Linked DNA regions of Mus musculus: region 2 is linked to region 1. The links are chromatin loops, found by intact Hi-C in ENCODE. Cell type or tissue: left cerebral cortex. All regions are shown on one strand. Links, peaks and the distances in the headings refer to the core of each region. The heading gives the core; the rest is flanking DNA. Region 1 overlaps A330008L17Rik (RIKEN cDNA A330008L17 gene). Region 2 has its middle 350 kb from the start of A330008L17Rik.

The links. Hi-C counts contacts between places; a loop is a spot of excess contacts. Peaks named below come from ENCODE experiments on the same cell type or tissue, not always from the same donor. Only the 100,000 strongest peaks of a DNase experiment are listed, where the experiment ranks them.
Region 2: it touches region 1 in a loop (2.6-fold over the local background); 4 of 42 quality-filtered maps call a loop at or near these places.

Annotation. Positions count from the first base shown.
Region 1 is chr8:99,612,951-99,622,430 of GRCm38, reverse strand. All of the region lies in intron 1 of A330008L17Rik (RIKEN cDNA A330008L17 gene), which reads right to left. Among named protein-coding and RNA genes, the nearest start is that of A330008L17Rik, 200 kb to the right of the region's middle. In left cerebral cortex, for the core only: no CTCF peak of the experiment used is centred there; a DNase peak (open chromatin) is centred at 5,471.
Region 2 is chr8:99,759,379-99,768,858 of GRCm38, reverse strand. No RefSeq gene overlaps it. Among named protein-coding and RNA genes, the nearest start is that of A330008L17Rik, 350 kb to the right of the region's middle. In left cerebral cortex, for the core only: a CTCF peak has its summit at 5,633 (motif pointing right); no DNase peak of the experiment used is centred there.

The DNA of each region.
Region 1 (9,480 bases), core at 833-8,832:
TGGTTTACAATAAATATCTGGGAAAATAAAATGCCACTTCTTTTTAGAATTTTATTATAAAAAAAAAATCCCTGTCGTAAGGATATATTAAATTTCTGGCTACGAAGCTAATGTTCATTACAGGCATTTTGCAAGTTCCTAGAAGTAAGAAATGGTAAATATGGGCCACAATTTCCTCATTTATAGATAGCTACCTGTGTGCAGAAATGTAAATTTCTTTAGTTCATATTAATTTTGCAGAGGCAAAGATTTTATGCTACTATTACTTTTTTATACAAATTCACTATCCATGAGCATGGGTTTTAATGATTTGTTATAAATTTATTGAATAATTCTATTTAAAACAAGTTTTTTCTATAATTATTCAGACTCCTTTCTCTATGTGTACTACCCCCTCTCTCTCTTCTCTTTTTTCACTCACCCTTAACTTTTCGTAACTATTTACTCTAGTTTATAGCTTCCACTTAAGATTACTGGAGCAATGTTACAGACATACATGAGAAACTATGGATAGTTGCCTACCACAGGCTGTTATTATCATGACTACTGAGTTATATAGCAGCATTGCACCTTGTAAATAGTATCCCACATATGGAGAAGTTCCTTTGGGATAGATTTACAAGCATGGCATTGTGCTGTAAGTAGAGCCATGCCTCTGAAACAAGAGAATTTAAACGCATCATTTCACCCCAATGATGTCATAAAAATCTCTACAGAACTGACCAGAAATCACCACTAAGCTAGCAAGTAAAGAAATTATAAAACTGAGCTAAGTGGAGCCTGGAGACATTATTTAATGCTAGGCATGGTCTTGTAGATGATAGAAATTTGGTCCCCAGGGTGCATATCAGTCAGCTCACAATTATCTATAACTGGATCCAGTTCTAGGGTTTAGTCTTTTCTGGCTTCCACGGTAATCAGTATGTGCATGCAGACTCACAGACAGACAGACAGACAGACAGACAGACAGATACACACACACACACACACACACACACACATACACACACACACTCACTCACTCACTCACACACACATACAATTGTAAAAGCTAAAATAAACATTTTGAAGGTAAATCTGTGTCTGTTTTCTAGGTGGAGCTCCCCCTACAGTATTGACTCTCTCTAGCTTAGACCTGACACTAAGATCTATTAATTCAATATCTGACTCCAGTTATTCTGTGTTCTCCATGCAGTTTCTTGTGCTGTGTGTTCAGCTCCAGACTAAAGCATAATAAATTGTAACTCACCATACTGATATGGGCAAATATGGCTTGTAGTGAATTTTCATAAATCAATATAATAACTTCAAAAGGCATCCAACCCAAAACCGTCTGATTTGGCAAAATCTAAATTCCGAGGTCATTTCAGATTGTGTTGTTTTGGTAATGAAAACTAATATTTGTATTGTGAAAATATTCTGCACAGCTGTTAAAATCGATATATGTATAATGTATAATTTGAGGTGTTTTGAGACTAAGAGGAACCAATATTATCAATAACCATGGAAAGGCACAGATGAAGCAGAACTATTCCAAGAGAAACAATAATGAGTCATGCATAAAAATCATACGATATCTATGTCATTGCGAAATATCTGCTTTTCACTGTAGGCAAATACAATAGAAAAACCGAAAGAAGCATTTCTCCATCCACTTAACTCCGCTACATCAAACCATAGAGCGTGACTTTTTGTTAAGAGAACAGCGAATTTGGAAAAATGAAGTATTTTATCTCATGCATGTGGCACAAGCAACTCAGAACTTTAGTATCATTAAAATGTTTTGAATAAACAAGAAGGACTCATTTATAAAATATACAACAAACTGTCAGTGGCCTAAGGATAGCTCTTATCTATCTGATTTTAACAAAAACAGAAACTTATGTGTGTGGATGGTCTAGACGTTTGTATTGCCAAGACGAAGGATGGAAATGCTTAAAGACTTAGGACTGAAGTTAGAAGTCCTGAAACTCAAGTCCCGTCTCCCCCCACCCCCACCCCCCCACAGCGCCCGTCCTTCCCTACCCCAAAAATCAAAACAAACAAACAGGAAAAAAAAAACAAAGCAAAACAAACAAAAGACCAAAAACAAGATAAACCCTCAAACACCATTTACCTTTCCAAATTCATCTTCATTTCTGAGAATACATATCTCAAATTCCACCCAAATTATTTATACTTTTAACTGCTTTCTCTTGTCTCCCTTTTTAACTTCTGTTTATCAAATACAAGTTTAAGATGGAGGTAATTTTTTTTCATTTGTGGATTATATCCACTTTCTTTAATTTCCTTCTGTGATACCTCTGTATTAAAAGACAAGCAGAATAACACAAGACATCCCAAACATAATATTTAAGGCTAACTATAATTCTGTACAGACTAATAATAAAATAACAATAATGATTTAACCTACTGTTGTACTTTGTTCTCTTGTTTCTTTCAATTCTAACCTATATTTAGTAAATAGATTGGAAATAAATAGGTAGAAAAACAGAAAAATAGCACTTTTCACATATAAATACAGATAGAGATAGAGATGCTAGTGATATATATATGTATGTATATATATATATATATATATATAGACAGAGAGAGAGAAAGAGAGAGAGAGAGAGAGAGAAATATCACAAAGAATTGCTGTAAAGTCCTGGCGTTTAGCTTTAGTTTATACAATCCAGCGATATTAAGAAACCTTCAATGTCTTTTCTTTGAACTATAGAGATACTTTGGTAAGAGCTACAGTCAGATATACAGTTTTCCCCTCATTTTAGGCTCTAGATTATCATCTTAATTTCAAGTAGCCCAACTTCCCTGAAATGGTGTTTACAGTCTGCTAGCTGATATTTTGTAACTAAAATGAATGATAGCCCCCAAAAGACTTGCAATAAATACTTTTCCTTTACCCTTTTTATGTTCTCATAGGCTTTTCAACGTGTACTTTTAGTCTGAGAAAGAGGAAACAAGAAATGAATAGCATCTATTCTTTTAATTGTGCTAAACTACATTATTACTGGCTGTATTGCTGTGGCCAAGTCCATTATAAACAGAAACAGGAAAGGAAGGATTTACTATGGATCATGGTACTAGAAGATTTATCATAGTAGAGAGAGGTTGATAAAGCTGCTCTGTAGAAGCCAGGCTTTGGTGACACACACCTTTATCCCAGTACTTGGGAAGCAGGGGCAGGCAGGTTCTGAGTTTGAGGCCAGCCTGGTCTACAAAGTGAGCTCTGGGACAGCCAAGGCTACACAGAGAAACCCTGCCTTGAAAAACAAAAGAAAAGAAAAGAAGAGAAGAGAAGAGAAGAGAAGAGAAGAGAAGAGAAGAGAAGAGAAGAGAAGAGAAGAGAAGAGAAAAGAAAGAAAAGAAAAGAAAAGAAAAGAAAAGAAAAGAAAAGAAAAGAAAAGAAAAGAAAAGAAAAGAAAAGAAAAGAAAGACTTCTTCATAGCACTTGAGAAACTTGGGATATCTGCAATCTATCTCTAGTGCCTTGGAAACAACAAGCTTAGGGCAGGACCAGTAGTGGATGTTACATTTAAGGACCACCTCCAGTTACCCTCTCTCCAGTTCCTAAGGTTTCATCTCAAAATAGAACAACCAAGTAAGCACCGTGTGAAATTATGTGGCCCTGTAGGGGACATTTCACATTCATACCATAGCAGCATGTATTGTTCTAAAGTGCATTAAAGGTGTTTTTGTCATTTAACAATTATTCAATGGTGTAATTAAATAATTGGTGTTATTGTTAACTATTTCATTTGAATCCTTACTGTCCACAAACATTGCTGATTCTGTACTAAAAGAATAAACACCTAAGTAGTTGATTTCCATACTTCCAGTTACTGTTGGTTGTTAAGATTTTTGTTTGTTTGTTTTGAATTTCCTGGATAGTGCAGGTTGATCTGGTTTGTAAGTCATTAAAGAATTCAGCCATCCATATATTTTCATCACTATAATATGTTTGTCATCTTTGGACTATGACATGAACTTGAGATCCAAACTTCTGTACTAAAATAAGTTAAAAGTTACTTTGTTATATTCTGATCTCTAGTAATACAGAAGGAAACATTGAAGTAAGGATATATAATTTCCATGTTGAATTGGATATTCTTATCATGATTTAAATAGGTGATGATCTGTTTCCTTAGTGGTCTCTGATATCTTGGATAAACTTCCAAATTGTAAATGTCAGCTAAGAAATGAAATGTAATGAAAATGAAATTTTTTGAATGAGAGAAATAGGCATGTGATACTTTAATTTTTTTTTACTTCTGATTATATTCTCTATACTTGAGATCCTTCCACAACTTTTTTATACATCGCCAAATTAAATATATGCAGATATTGAGCTGTATATAAGAAGTTATAAATATACTATTATAACAACTGTAATAATATAAAAACATTATTTGTTGATTATATAAATGCCTTATACACCTTGTATTTAATTGTTTATCTCAAGTACCGTATCATACTATTTTTATCTTCCAAATGTTTTATATTGTTTAGATTTTGTTCTTATTGTTGTTGTTGTTCATTTTTTTCCTGAGACAATATCCTCAGTGTGTAGTTTTGGGTGGCCTAGAAATCACTATGTAGAACAGGCTGTACTCAGACTCACATAGACCCTGGTTTCTGACAGCTAAGAATGGAAGCATGGGGTATTGTGTCCAGATAGTTTTCAACTGAGAGAAAACATGTTTTTCTATATATTTTTATTTTGGTATTTGGGGCATATCGTATGACTGTGGCATACTAGCCAAGCACTCATTTTTGTAAAAATCCCTCCTTCTTCATATGCTGCATCATTATTGAAGCAATTTAGAACAGTTACAAAAACAGAGATTTTATATATTTTTATTATATGTTTTCCTTTATGCTGTTCTGAAAATGTGGATCTTATTATTTACCATCAAATAGCTATTATGCAAGGAGTAGGTTGCTAGATTTGGACAACAAAACATAGTTTAAATTGCATTGACTTATTTTTATGTGTTCATCACAGCTGTAATTATTATTTGGTGCATAACAGAAGGCAGAAAGAACTATATTTACTGCCCATCAAGTGAATATGTTTCTCTTTTATCTGTTAGCCTTTCTTTGTGAGTTGTTTGTGCCAGGCACGAGCACTAACAGTACCAAGATAACCTTTCTAACTCTGCTTTTCAGATGATCTTTTTTATAATACTGCAATTTAATATAGTTTTAAAGTCAACTTGATGAGTCAAAATTTTATCCCCATGACAAATGACATATATAACTAAGGTAATATGGTTCATGGCTTAACATGTTTTTGTCCAAGCTGTCTGGCTCCTGGGCTTCTGTTCATGTTGAAGAAGACCATCCTGATACAAGGATGTTGTGGTTCAAAGCTCTTCACCCCTCAGGAAAACAGAAAGGGGGAGAGAATGACAGAAAGAGCCTAATTCTACAACTTCCCCAAATAGCACCCACCAGATGGAAACCAAGATGTGAAGACATGTGTTTGTGAGGACTTTTCATATGCAGACCATAATAGTTCCTTCAAATTGTTTCACCTAAAAGAAGTCCCATGAGTTCTGCTGCCTAACACAAATGAAAGAAGCTTCAATGTTAAGAATGTATCCTTGAGAAAACCTTTTGCAGGATCTCTTCTCATTGATGTGCCAAAAAAATAGAATGAAAGCCTCCAAAGGAATGAGGCAACTTATAATCCTTTCTTTTTATGATACCTTTGAACATCATTAAACAGCACGGCAGTATGACAACTCTAAAGGTTCAGTAGTGTCCTTTCTACCTTGGCAGTAACCAACAGCTCTCTATTAGACTCATGAGCCACTCAACAAAAGGGAATATATGCTTGGTACTGGAAATCTAGATAACTATTCATTGATAGCACATTCATGGTTAGTGAATGAGAATCTGCAACCTCTAATTAAACCAGCATAATCTTTAATGATAATCTATAAATATTTGTCCTTATATCCATAGATATGTGTTGTCTTTACTCTTAATCAAGGAGCCCTTTCTTTGTAATAGATGAAGATCATTACAGAAAACCACAAATTATCAACCTGTAGAGTTGTGGAGCTCAGTCCACATGGATACATTAGTAGGATATTCCTACACCTAAGGCTCAGAGTACATTGTGGAAGGGGCAGAAGGATTGTAAGAGTCAGAATATAAGAGAGTTTACTGTGAGAATCTATCACCTTATACTATCAGAAGCTATACCCACCCATAATTTCTCACTAACATGAATGCCCAAAAAGGAGCTGAAGAGAGATGGCATCAATCAACATGTCAAATTGGACTTTATAAACCCATTAGGTTTCAACCCTACACAATGAGCTATTGACAACCAAGGGAAGCTGAGTGTGGGAAAGATGGTCTTCTCTAGGGAAAATAGAACTAGTAGTCCAGTGCCAAATGGTCACCCGGAAAGCATACATACAAGTAAATTAAACAAACTGAGAAGATTATACTTAGGAACACACACACACACACGCACACACACACACACACACACACACTTAGTGAAAAAAGGGAGCTATAAATTTGAAGATGGGTATATGAAAGAGTTAGGAAGGAGAAAGAAGAAGGAGACATCATCTAATTATAACTCTACCACAACAACAACAACCAAGTAAAAAATATCACATGAGAAGTCTTTTGATTTGTTGATTGGGGTTGTCCAAGAGACTCCTGAAACAGAAAAATATTACATTTACAAAATTTATGCTTTTGTCCTTGGTTGTACTCTAAAGGTGTAGGGTAAGTTCATATTGCTGAAGACAAGATGGACTTCAGACACAAGGCCCAAAGGCCCCTGAGCTAGATCTTACCTTAAAGTTTCTTCCCTGAAGACTAGCTTTCATGGTGCCACATGTCACCATGCAAGCTTTCAAAGAATAGAAGGAAACAACAAATCTTACCTAGATATGATACTTATAAAAAAACAACAACTAGCATGGCATGGTAACCCAAAAGATACAGTAGCTTCACTCATACTTTGGTAGAAGCCATTAGCTGTCTACTTGGTCAGAAGACACACTGGGAAGAGAGACCCCTTGGTATTGCAAACTTCATATGCCCCAATACAGGGGAATGCCAGGGCCAAGAAGCAGGAGTGGGTGGGTAGGGGAATAGGGCGGAGAGTATAGGGAACTTTCGGGATAGCATTTAAAATGTATATAAAGAAAATATCTAAAAAAAATTTTAAAAAGAGAGAGAAGTATGTGATATCTGGAAGCTAGTCAACGTCCTAGACCTAGTGATATCGTGGATTTTGGAGGAGAACCTGCGACCACTACTTTTCTAAAATAGCATAATGCCTACCTACATTCTAAATATTGATACTTATACCCAGTTAAGTTCAGTTTTCACCTTCCATCAAGGAAACTTCCATTACAGAAAACAAATAAAAATGCAAAGCTATGTGTCTTATCCTGACTCAAAACATAAAGCCCATATCTAATGCTGAAGGATCATTGCAGAAGACACGGTAGAAAGAATGTAAATTGGGGCCACACACCCATCTCAAACATTTCAACCCCAGAATTGCTCTTGTCTAAAGGAAATGCAAGAACAAAGAGTGGAGTAGAAACTAAAGCAAAGGCCATCTAGAGACCGTCCTCACCCCCAATCCTCCATGGGATCCATCCCATCTGCAGATGCTAAACCCTGGAACTATTGCTGATGACAAGATGCACTTGCTGACAGGAGCCTGGTGTAACTGTTCTCTGAGAGGCTCTGCCAGTGCCTGACCAATACAGATGCAGATGTTCTCAGCCATCCATTAGACTGAGCATGGGGACCCCAATGGAAGAATTAGAGGAAGGACTGAAGGAGCTGAAGGGGATTGCAACCCCATAGGAAGGACAACAGTATCAACTCACCAGATCCCCCAGAGTTCCCAAGGACTATACCACCAACCAAAGAGAGACCCATGACTCCAGCTGCATATGTATCAGAGGGTTGCCTTAGATGACATCAATGGGAGGGGGAGGGTGTGCTTGATCGTGTGTAGGCTAGATGCTCCAGCATAGGGGGAAGCTAGGGCATTGGGGTGGGACTGGATGAGTGGGTGTGTTAGCACCCTCATAGAGGTAGGGGAGGGAGGGGGGATTGGATGGGGGGTTTGTAGAGGGGAAATTGGGAAAGGGGACAACATATGAAATGTAAATAAATAAAATAACCAATGAAAATGCAAGAATGACAGGAAGAGTATGTTTGTTGTGAAACTGTGTCTCCTAAAAATATCAAGAAGCTATATCCATGGAATCAAAACAAAATAAATGCCTTAAGCAATAAATAACAATTTAAAAATACATAGATCATTTTCCACATGCTTTGAATCATATCTTCTAATTTCAATATAATACTACTATTAAATAAATATGAACTCTAAAATTTAAAATAAAAAATATCTCTTTGGTGTCTCCTAACTTCTAATTTAAGCACATTAATTTTTACCACTGATTATTTATTCATTCTTTTGCTAGACAGAACGATGACTATAGGAATCACAATAGCCAAGTAAACTGGCAACATGAATTACTTGTATGTAGATATCCATCAATAGTAGTGTCAGATTCTTATAGATCAGATAGAATCTACACAGATAAATAGTGCAGTAGTTATATATTTTCTTATAATTTAAACTTTACTGTCCATCACACATGTCATGTAAAAATAGTGCTAGTGTATTTTTCTGATTATGAGAACTGATATGAGACACACAGCAACCTATGTAAATTCCAAGATATCCACTGATTATCCCTGCATGGTACCATCATAAGAAGAGCACATAAAATCACACAGATGATTTATTTACTTAATCTCTGTTGTTCTGTTTTGTTTGTTAAACAGAGTATTGCTGTGTAGTCCAATCTGACCTTAACTGACCGAATCCTTCTTCTTCAGCTACAAAGTGCCTATAGCACCATGTCTAGTTCAGATTTTAATTCATAATAAATAATGAGTTTTCCAGAAAATAGCTTTATATTTAACAAAAACTTCCTTCCACATAATTTTGCAAGAAATTTAGCTTTTATGCCAAAATATTAATAGCCCATTATGTTTTCAAGAATACTCTTAATTTCTGTATGTAGTTTCTATATCAGAATCTGATATTTGAAACCCACAGATTTGGCAGACCACCTTTTACACTTGGAACTAGGATGTCCTGCTCTATTGGTGGTTCTGGTCTGCATAACAAAGAAACCAGGTATTTGACTGCTTTGTCTTTGATGGCATGCTGTATTCTACATTTCCAGAACATTCCAGGGACTATGTCTTTCTTAATTGTCTATGAATCACCAGTGTTTGCATATCAACTGTATTTCAGATTTTTGCATTGAATTGATGTGCTGACTTTGAAGAAGAGGTAAATGTTTTCTTTCATTCTATCACATTTTCTCTGAGCTGCAGGCAGCAGTTTATAATGAACCTCACTCATTTTGAAAGGAGGCATTTGAGTTTTGAATAAGAAAAGAGTAA
Region 2 (9,480 bases), core at 885-8,884, 150 kb before region 1:
AGCTAAACAAAGAATTCTCAACTGAGGAATATGGAATGGCTGAGAAGCACCTAAAAAAGTGTTCAACATCCTTAGTCTTCAGGGAAATGCAAATCAAAACAACCCTGGGATTCTACCTCACACCACTCAGAATGGCTAAGATCTATACCTCAGATAACTGCAGATGTTGGCAAGGATGTGGAGAAAGAAGAACATTCTTCCATTGCTGGTGGGAATGAAAGCTGGTACAACTGCTCTAGAAATCAGTTTGGTGGTTCCTCAGAAAAATTGGACATAGTACTACTGGAGGATCCAGCTATACCACTCCTGTGCATATACCCAGAAGATGCTCCAACATGTAATAAGGACATATGTTCCACTATGTTCATAGCAGCCTTATTTATAATAGCCAGAATCTGGAAAGAACCCAGATGCCCCTCAACAGAAGAATAGATACAGAAAATGTGGTACATTTATACAATGGAGTTCTATGCAGCCATTAAAAACAATGAATTTATGAAATTCTTTGGCAAATGGATGGATCTGGAGGATATCATCCTGAGTGAGGTAACCCAACCACAAAAGAACACATATTATATGCACTCACTGATATGTGGATATTAGCCCAGAAGCTTGGAATACCCAAGATACAATTTGCAAAACACATGAAACTCAAGAAGGAACACCTAAGTACGGATACTTCAATCCTTCTTAGAAGGGGGAGCAAAATACCCATAGAAGGAGATACAGAGACAAAGTGTGGAGCAGGAACTGAAGGAATGACCATCCAGAGACTGCCCCACCTGGGCATACATCCCTTATACAATCACCAAACCCAAACACTATTGAGGAGGCCAACTAGAGCTTGCTAACAGGACCCTGATATAGCTGTCTCCTGAGAGGCTCTGCCAGTGCCTGACAAATAATGAAGTGGATGCTAACAGTCATCCAGTGGATGGAACACAAGTTCCGCAATGAAGGAGGTAGAGAAAGTACCCAACGAGCTGAAGGGGTTTGCAGCCCCATAGGAGGAACTAACCAGTAAGTACCCTCAGTGCTCCCTGGGACTAAACTACCACCAAAAGAAAACACATGGTGAGACTTATAGCTCTAGCTGCATATGCAACAGAAGATGGCCTAGTCAGTCATCAATGTGAGGAGAGGCCCTTGGTCCTGTGATGGTTCTATGCCCAGTATAGGTGAATGTCAGGGCCAGGAAGTCGGAATGGTTGGGTTGGTGAGAGAGGGGTTGGGGAGAGGATAGAGTTTTTTGGGAGGAGAAACCAGGAAAGGGGATAATATTTGAAATATAAGTAAAGAAAATATCTAGTAAATAAAAATAAAGAAAAAAGAAATAAAAAGACTGGGGCATTGTATCTAGGGGAACATGGAGAAGAGTGTGTGTGGGGGGTATGTGTGGGTGATGGTAGGCTACCTAATTTTCTGGCAGGCATGGCATGGCCTATGGATGAGCAGGTGGTGCCTGCTGTGTTTGCTGTCTTCTATAAAGAAAGCAGTGATGGAAGTTAGGTTAGGAAGGCGTGGTCTGTGTATGTATGTGTTCCCAGAGATGTGTGTGTGTGAGATGGTGGAGTGCCAATGCTGTTCTGTCCCACAGGTATGGATGAAAGTGGGAGATTAGATTTGAAAGGGGTGAAGGAATGGTAAATGTCCTCATTAGGCTTATCTATTTCCCTGGACCTGCTCACCTGCTAAGTTCTCAGTGAAATGCCTGCTGCTGTTGGAGGTTGGGATCATGGGATCAGTTATTGGAAGAGAAATTTGAGAAAACTTTTGTGATCCATTTGGGGATAGAGTCAGAGAGGAAAGGGGGAGTACCTCAGGTTTTCTGCTATAGAGCTGAGAATGAAATTGGAGTGATTGAATCCAGTGGATAAGAATGAAAGGTGTGGATCTGTCTTCAGCTTGTTTGTTGCCCTGGCAGGATAGGCCTTTGGGTTAGCAAGGGATGCCTGCTGCAGTTGGGAGCTTGGAAAAGCCACAAGTGGAGGACTTGGGAGGTTAAAAGGGGAGAGATCTGGGGTTTCAGGAGAGATGGGAGCAGGAAGGGAAGGTAATGTGCACAGGTGTTCCTCTGCAAAGCTGAGGATGAAGGAGGGAATTAATATAAGGGGAGATCTGCTGAATTGTTAAGCCAATGATAGCTTGGTGTTGGCTCTACCAGAAATGTTTGCATCACCACTGTTTCAAACGCCATTAAGCTTTTAACTTTTCTCTTCCATAAACAGTAGGTAGTAAACTATAACAATCTACTACTTTCCTGTAAGAGAGGGAATATTATAGACATTTGAGCAAAAATTTGACATGCATGCGATTATGAAGTACCTGTAGGTAATTGGGGTAAGAAAGATTGTTTCATATTTTGTGATATAGCAACACCATTTTATCTTCAGTTCCTGGTAAACCCGAGGGCCTTATAAATGCCAGACCAGATGAGCCCTCTACCACAGAGCCATATGGGCAATTGTAAACTAATTCTAAATTGGTTCTTACTTCCTCCTTTTCAAGAGTGAAGCATTCTGTCTGCCATGGGAAGGATTGATAATATTCTCTGACATCATAGTTTTCCTTATCCTCTACACCTTCTCTTGCCATCATTAACAAAGTGTCTTGTAAGAAGATAATTCTTTTCCCAGATATTGTTAATTTGAAGCAACAGAAGAATTCTAAACCACTTACTCAGGGTCATAAGGTAGGAGGTGGCACACCTTCCAATTCTAACTTGTTTTTTCTCTTAAAAACAAACATATTGAAGCCAGGACAACCCTATCATGAAGTACATGGAGGCAGAAGAGTCACCCAGATGCTGGGTGCTGCTGAGGTTTGGTCTATTGCTATGGATTGCAATGCTAAATCTGGGCTTTCAACATTCACCTAAGCAAGTCACGCATGATGTCAAGTGTCTACAGCACCAATGCCCAAGGAGGATTCCTAGGATTTGCAGCTCATTCATTCTAGTGAGCTCCAAGTTGAGGAAGAGAGACTGTCTCCAATAACGAAGAACAGGGGAGATTGAGAATGTCACCCAAATTTGACATCTAGTCTCTCCACCAGCTCACATACATGTACATACCACTTTTATTTTCACATGGACTTTTATAAGACAAAGTGGTATGTGTATGATTGGAGCCCAACACAGCTTTCCAAACCTTACGTCATCAGACTATATTGTAGTCTATTTGATATACTGAGACCTGTGTACACTGCTTCTCCTGATATTAACAAACATCACTGAATCTTCTAGCAAACTGTGTATTCTGGAAACAGGCTTCACCTTCTACCTTTCTAGTGCAATGAAGGTTGTGCACTACTAACTTGTTTAAAAGTAATTTTGCATCATTGAAAAGTTATCTTTGTCTGCTTCTGTTAAAGCCTGTCTAAATGAAGCCTTTAGTCAAATAAAAGTGAATTGATGAAAACATCTGTCAGAAAACATCCTGGAAACAAGTATTCATCATTTGCTCCATCACTCTTCATGCTGTAGAATCCTTAAAATGTGGATCACAGACCTAAAAAAAATGACAGATACCATCAACACCAATCCACTAAGTAGAAGATCAATCTATTCATTGCAGAATACTAACAGCATTTGTGTGTGATTTACCACCAGTTCACAGTGAGCAGATATCTATGTGAATTACAGAGTCTACAAAATTAAAAATGGATCTGTGTATATCTTTCACAAGGCAGCCTTGGGTCTTGGAATGTCTTCCTTTGTCACTCACATTTTATTGCTATTGATATAAGGAAACATTATCTCAAAGTGACTGATAAATATCATACTTTTTAAAATGGTACCTCTGATTATTGGCATTTGAAAGCCCATCTTTGGTCGCCAGCTTTCATTATTGTCTCTTCTCTTCTTTTCAAATATACTTAGTCCTTAGCATATGACACATTTTTGGAACAAATTCATAAGTTTTACAATTCCTTGAATAATAATGCTATTTCATGTTAGTGTACATGTTCTTAATAAGTCTAAATATTCTAATATCTTACATATCTGTGCTTACTTGGATTCATATAATCAGTTCTATCAGCAATTTGTGCAGTGGTAAAACAACTTGTCAAAATAGTACTACTGTATGTCAGGTATGAAATAGTTTAAAGAATATCTCAATGACCTTGTAGGTACATGTTCATCTTGCTTATAGCAGTCTACTGCTGCAGATGGATAGAAGATAATTTCTGATATAAATGCAAAACTTTATGTAAAGATTATTTTCTGACTGTACTTACATTGTTTTAGGAAACAGTCCAAAGAATTAGATTTCCTTCCATTTCTAGCATCTATATTAAATTTATTTCAATAAAAGTATACAAATCCAACTTTCTGCATTGTTTTTTTAAATAGTACCTGTGCACATAAGGACAAAGTCCTCTATCCATCCAACTATCTTTCTATCATCAATCTATCTATCTATCTATCTATCTATCTATCTATCTATCTATCATCTATATTTTTATCCGTCTGTCTTTCTAAAGCCATAAGACTAGAATCACAAAGTTTACAAACAGTAATTTTATTTAAGATATGATCATGTATCCTTGGCTGACACAGAACTCATTCTTCAGGTCAAGCTGGCTTGAACTTGTGTGCATCTTCCTAACTTGCTTTCCTAGGTGCTAAGACTAAAGACATGGCAATCATACTTGGCTTCAAATGCCATATCATAATATATTTTGAGCACTTCTTTCACGCCAGACACAAAATTAATTATTTTGCAGGGACTAGGCTCGTTAGTCATTCAAAACCTTTAAAATGAGTATTTCTCAAGTCTTTGGAAAGTCAAGTTACTCTACTATCCCAGAGGACCACTGTCTAGAATATGATTTTAAAAGTGAAAATAAGTAACATGTTTCAAGCAACAATCATAATTGCTGCAAGCTCCCGAGCGATCTAAATATCTGCTAAATCATGAATTTAATTACTCTAAGCCCAATCACAATGACATAGCTCTTCCAAGAAAGTGACACCGCCTAATCCTTTCCAAAGTGTTTTTCACCCATAGAAGAAGAGAAATTTAAATATATGAGTCTTTGGGACACATTTTCTTTCAAACTACCACCATTCATCTCCAGTGGCACTTAAACTTCATTTTCTTATTTCTCGGGAACAATGCTTCTTCTTTCCTAAAACTCCAAAAACAAAAAAAGAAAAAGAAAGAAAGAAAAGAAAAGAAAAGAAAAGAAAGGAAAAGAAAAGAAAAGAAAAAGAAATGAAGGGAAAGAAAGAAAGAAAGAAAGAAAGAAAGAAAGAAAGAAAGAACAAAAGAAAGAAAGAAAGAAAGAAAGAAAGAAAGAAAGAACAAAAGAAAGAAAGAAAGAAAGAAAGAAAGAAAGAAAGAAAGAAAGAAAGAAAGAAAGAAAGAAAAAGAAAGAAAGAAAGAGGAGAAAAGAAAATATTTATTCCTATATTGTGGCTTTTTTTATTTAGTTTATTGAGCCAGCTTTCAAACTTAAAAATCAATACATGAAAAAAATCTAAAAATATATTTTTGTGGTTAGATTTATGAACCAATAACTTTGTGAATTATTTTTCTCAAAATATTTCTTAATTGATTATCATCCAGTTTTGATTTTTCTTTGATTTTAAGGTTTCTTTATTATGTCCACAGTGCTCTGCCTGCATGTATACCTGCAAGTCAGAAGAGGGCACCAGATCTCATTATTGTTATAATCAGAGTGTACTTGCTAGGAATTGAACTCAGAACCTCTGATAGAGCACCCAGCTTTCTTAACCTGCTGAGCCATCCTTTCCAGCCTTATTTTTATTTTTAATTTTTTGTAGTTATTACTTTAAATACTATGGAACAGTTCTTCTTGCTAAACAAAAACTGGAGATAACTGGAGTATTGCTTTGAATTATACAATTCTTTAATTTTACTTTACATATTATGATCTGTGTATAGAGGGCATATACATGCAGTTCCCAGCAACCAGGTAAGGCAAGTTACAATTACCTGTTACTCCAGTTCTGGGGAATTCAATACCTTCTCCCAGCCTCTGTGAGCACCTGCACACATGTGCGCGCGCACACACACACACACACACATTATAAAAATATTTTAAAAAGAGTCCAACCCACACTGTGCTTCCTGATTCTCAGACTCTAACATCAAAGCTTATTGTGTGGTAAAACCTAAACTAGTAGGCATAGGATTTGGTGGCATTAGGGCCATTTCTAACAATTAGACTGCAGAAATCTAAAACTAGAGTGAGATTTTATAACAGGTAATTGGGTATGGAACACAAGTAGAGAGTCTAGTTGTGTCTGCACATATGACAAGGGAGATGGTAAGACAAGGTAAGCAAAGTTTACAAGTATTATCTGTTAACACAACTTACCATAACAATCTGTTGCTAACTGAATGTTTTGATTGTTAAAAATGCTTTTCTATTAGGATTCTTTTTATTCTTTGATTTTGTCTTATTTGGTGAAGTAGAAATTCTAGACAAAGCACAGGAGATGCAACTATTATAGTTCCATTGTACAATGCTAGACAGGATTCACAATCATTTACATCAGCACCCCCCCACACTTCCATCTTTAAGAACAGAAGCTTGGATCAGAATCTGACTACTTGCAAGAAAAGGGTGTTGTCAAATCACACCCCAGAACTGTTAGTTAAACCAAGTAGGCTCCTAGAGCCTTTGTTGTAACAAGAGCACCATGTGAATACTTACGCACATATGATTTGAAAATATTTGTGAAGAAATAGACCTAAACTGTTGGTTTGGGGGTAGTAATATCTGCCTTTTATGCTAAATGGTGAATTTCTTAGCTATGTCAATTTCCAGATTCCACTCTAAGTAAAATAATACAGTAGCAACTTAAGGACAGAAGCAGCAAATTTTACTTCATGTAACTCTTAAAGAAAATATCTGGGGCATGATAAATTCAAAATCCCTGGTATAGATGAAGATTTTACATTTGCAGTAGATGGTAATCAGCAGAAATAGAATAACAAGTTAAGAAGTATTTCTCAAATAAATTTGACTGTAATGTGATGAGGTTGTCTGCATTTTTGTCAGAAGTCACCTGACTGTTACATGGGCTACTTGTGAATCACAGTTAGAAAGCTGCTGATTGAACCTTGCCTGTATATCAAAACCAGAATGTCTGCAGACATTTCTCAAAGACAGAAGAAAAGTTACCTTAGGTGCTATTTAGCCTTAAAAAGTTTTCAGGTATTTGAATTAGATTCATTACCCCATTATTCTTCTCATTTTCTCAACCTCAATCCTTATAGCACAGAAGAGATAACCCCCTGTTGGTATATTAGTATCCAGAATGCTGAGCGCAATGCTGTAGATGCCATTTTTAACCTCATCCGTGACACCAGGCATACAATCAGAGCATTATGAGTATACCAGTTCCAGTGCCTCTGGGAGAAAATACAATTTCTGCCTCATCAAGTTTTATTGATAAAACACAGATGTAGTTATATTATTCATATGACTTTCTGAATTTGTTTTGTTGTCTTTTCCAACTTTTTCACCATAATCTTTATGTTCTTATGGGATAAGTAATCACTTGAGGTACATTGAAATGAACAAAAATTGGATTTTTTAAAAATTTATTTTCATAACATGTTAGGAAGATGCTCTGCTGCTCTCTTTGACAGTTGCTTGTAGAAGACTCATTTACCTTTTCAATAGTCGCAAAAGAGACATCATCCAAAGGAGCATCATTGACCCATCCATCCCAAGCCACCTATGTAAACGTGGCTGTAAAACTGAAACCCCTGCCTGAGAACTTCCATAATAATGTTAGGACGTAAATTCACAGCAACAGAACAAAAGCGGCTGATTATAATTAAAGAAGCTCAAGTCACAAAATGTGAAATAAAAACAAGAACACATGTTGTATTTTTATAAACACAATAAGTGAGGGTTCATTGCCAATATACTATTTATTTTTCTCAGTAGCATTTGCTTATGGAAACTGTGTTTTATTGAAAAGGGTAAACTATTAAACATAAATCTGAAATATTTGTAAAAAATCATGAACAACCTCAGTATACATCACCTAAATGAACCACATATTCACCCATTATATCATAATTTCAAGCTTGTAGTTGCTCTGTTGGGTGTTGGCACTATCTTCCTTTCATTACGATAACATATCAGAGATGCTAGGGCTACAGTTTAAGGACTCAGTGGTTAGTCAGGGTTAATTAATTCAAGTACAGTAATTGGATGACATTATAGAGGCACTATGCTCTTTATGGCAAAACAGTATTATAGAACTCCTTTCCAAAACAAATATATATTTGAACTTTATTTCCACTGTGTTCTTGTTAGTTCATTTGTTTCTTTGATTCAATGCAATATCTCTGCAACAACCTACATTGACTTTGCATACAGTCTTCACAAAAACAGGCTATTTAATGGCCTCAAAATATACCTTCTGAAGGAAGGAAGGAAGGAAGGAAGGAAGGAAGGAAGGAAGGAAGAAAGAAAGAAAGAAAGAAAGAAAGAAAGAAAGAAAGAAAGAAAGAAAGAAAGAAAGAAGGCAGGAAGGAAGGAAGGAAGGAGAGAGAGAGAAAGGAAGGAAGGAGAGAGAAAGAGAAAGGAATGAAGGAATGAAGGAAGGAAGGAAGGAAGGAAGGAAGGAAGGAAGGAAGGAAGGAGGGAGGGAGGGAGGGAGGGAGGGAAGGAAGGAAGGAGGGAAGGAAGGAAGGAAGGAGAAGATGAAGAAGAATTTTAAAACATAATCAACTTATTCTCAGCAACTAAGTCCAAGGCTTGGGAATGTGTGTGTGTGTGTGTGTGTGTGTGTGTGTGTGTATTATATGTAATGTATTATACATGTATTCATATGTTTATCTGTATTATGAAATTTAAAGAAACCAAAAGACTGACTCACGCAGAGAGAAGTAAGCATGAATAGGCTATTATTCCATAGGCCCTATACATTGAGTTTAACATGTGTGTGCACTAACACACACTTCAATAATTTATTTTAAATGTATTCAAACAGCTAAGGGAAACTATGTCTGAAAACAAGTGCAGGAGGCAGGAAGGAATAGGGGGTTTTCAGAGGGGAAACCAGGAAAGGGGACAACATTTGAAATGTAAATAAAGAAAATATCTAATAAAAAATGTAAAAATATATATATATACCTTCCAAAGCTATCCTTAGTTATGAGCACTGTGAAGTCAGTGGAGTCTTTAGAGACAACTTACTGAATATCAAAGGACAGCAATAATCACATTAGAGAAATCAAGTCAATTTTCAGAGAAAACCATGTATGTGGAGGCATATATTTTTCACAGCCTACTTTAATAAGGGTTCCACTCTCCTCTACTCACCAGAGGGAGTGGAAAAGAAAGGTTATTGGGAGAAGAGGAAAGGGGACCTGTATATAAATAATCCTTTGAGAAGATTCTAGTCTTCATTGTTCTCAATCCAGTCCACTAGCAAATTAACACTTTATCTCCAGGTTAAGAAGAGTCCACTTGACACACACCTCA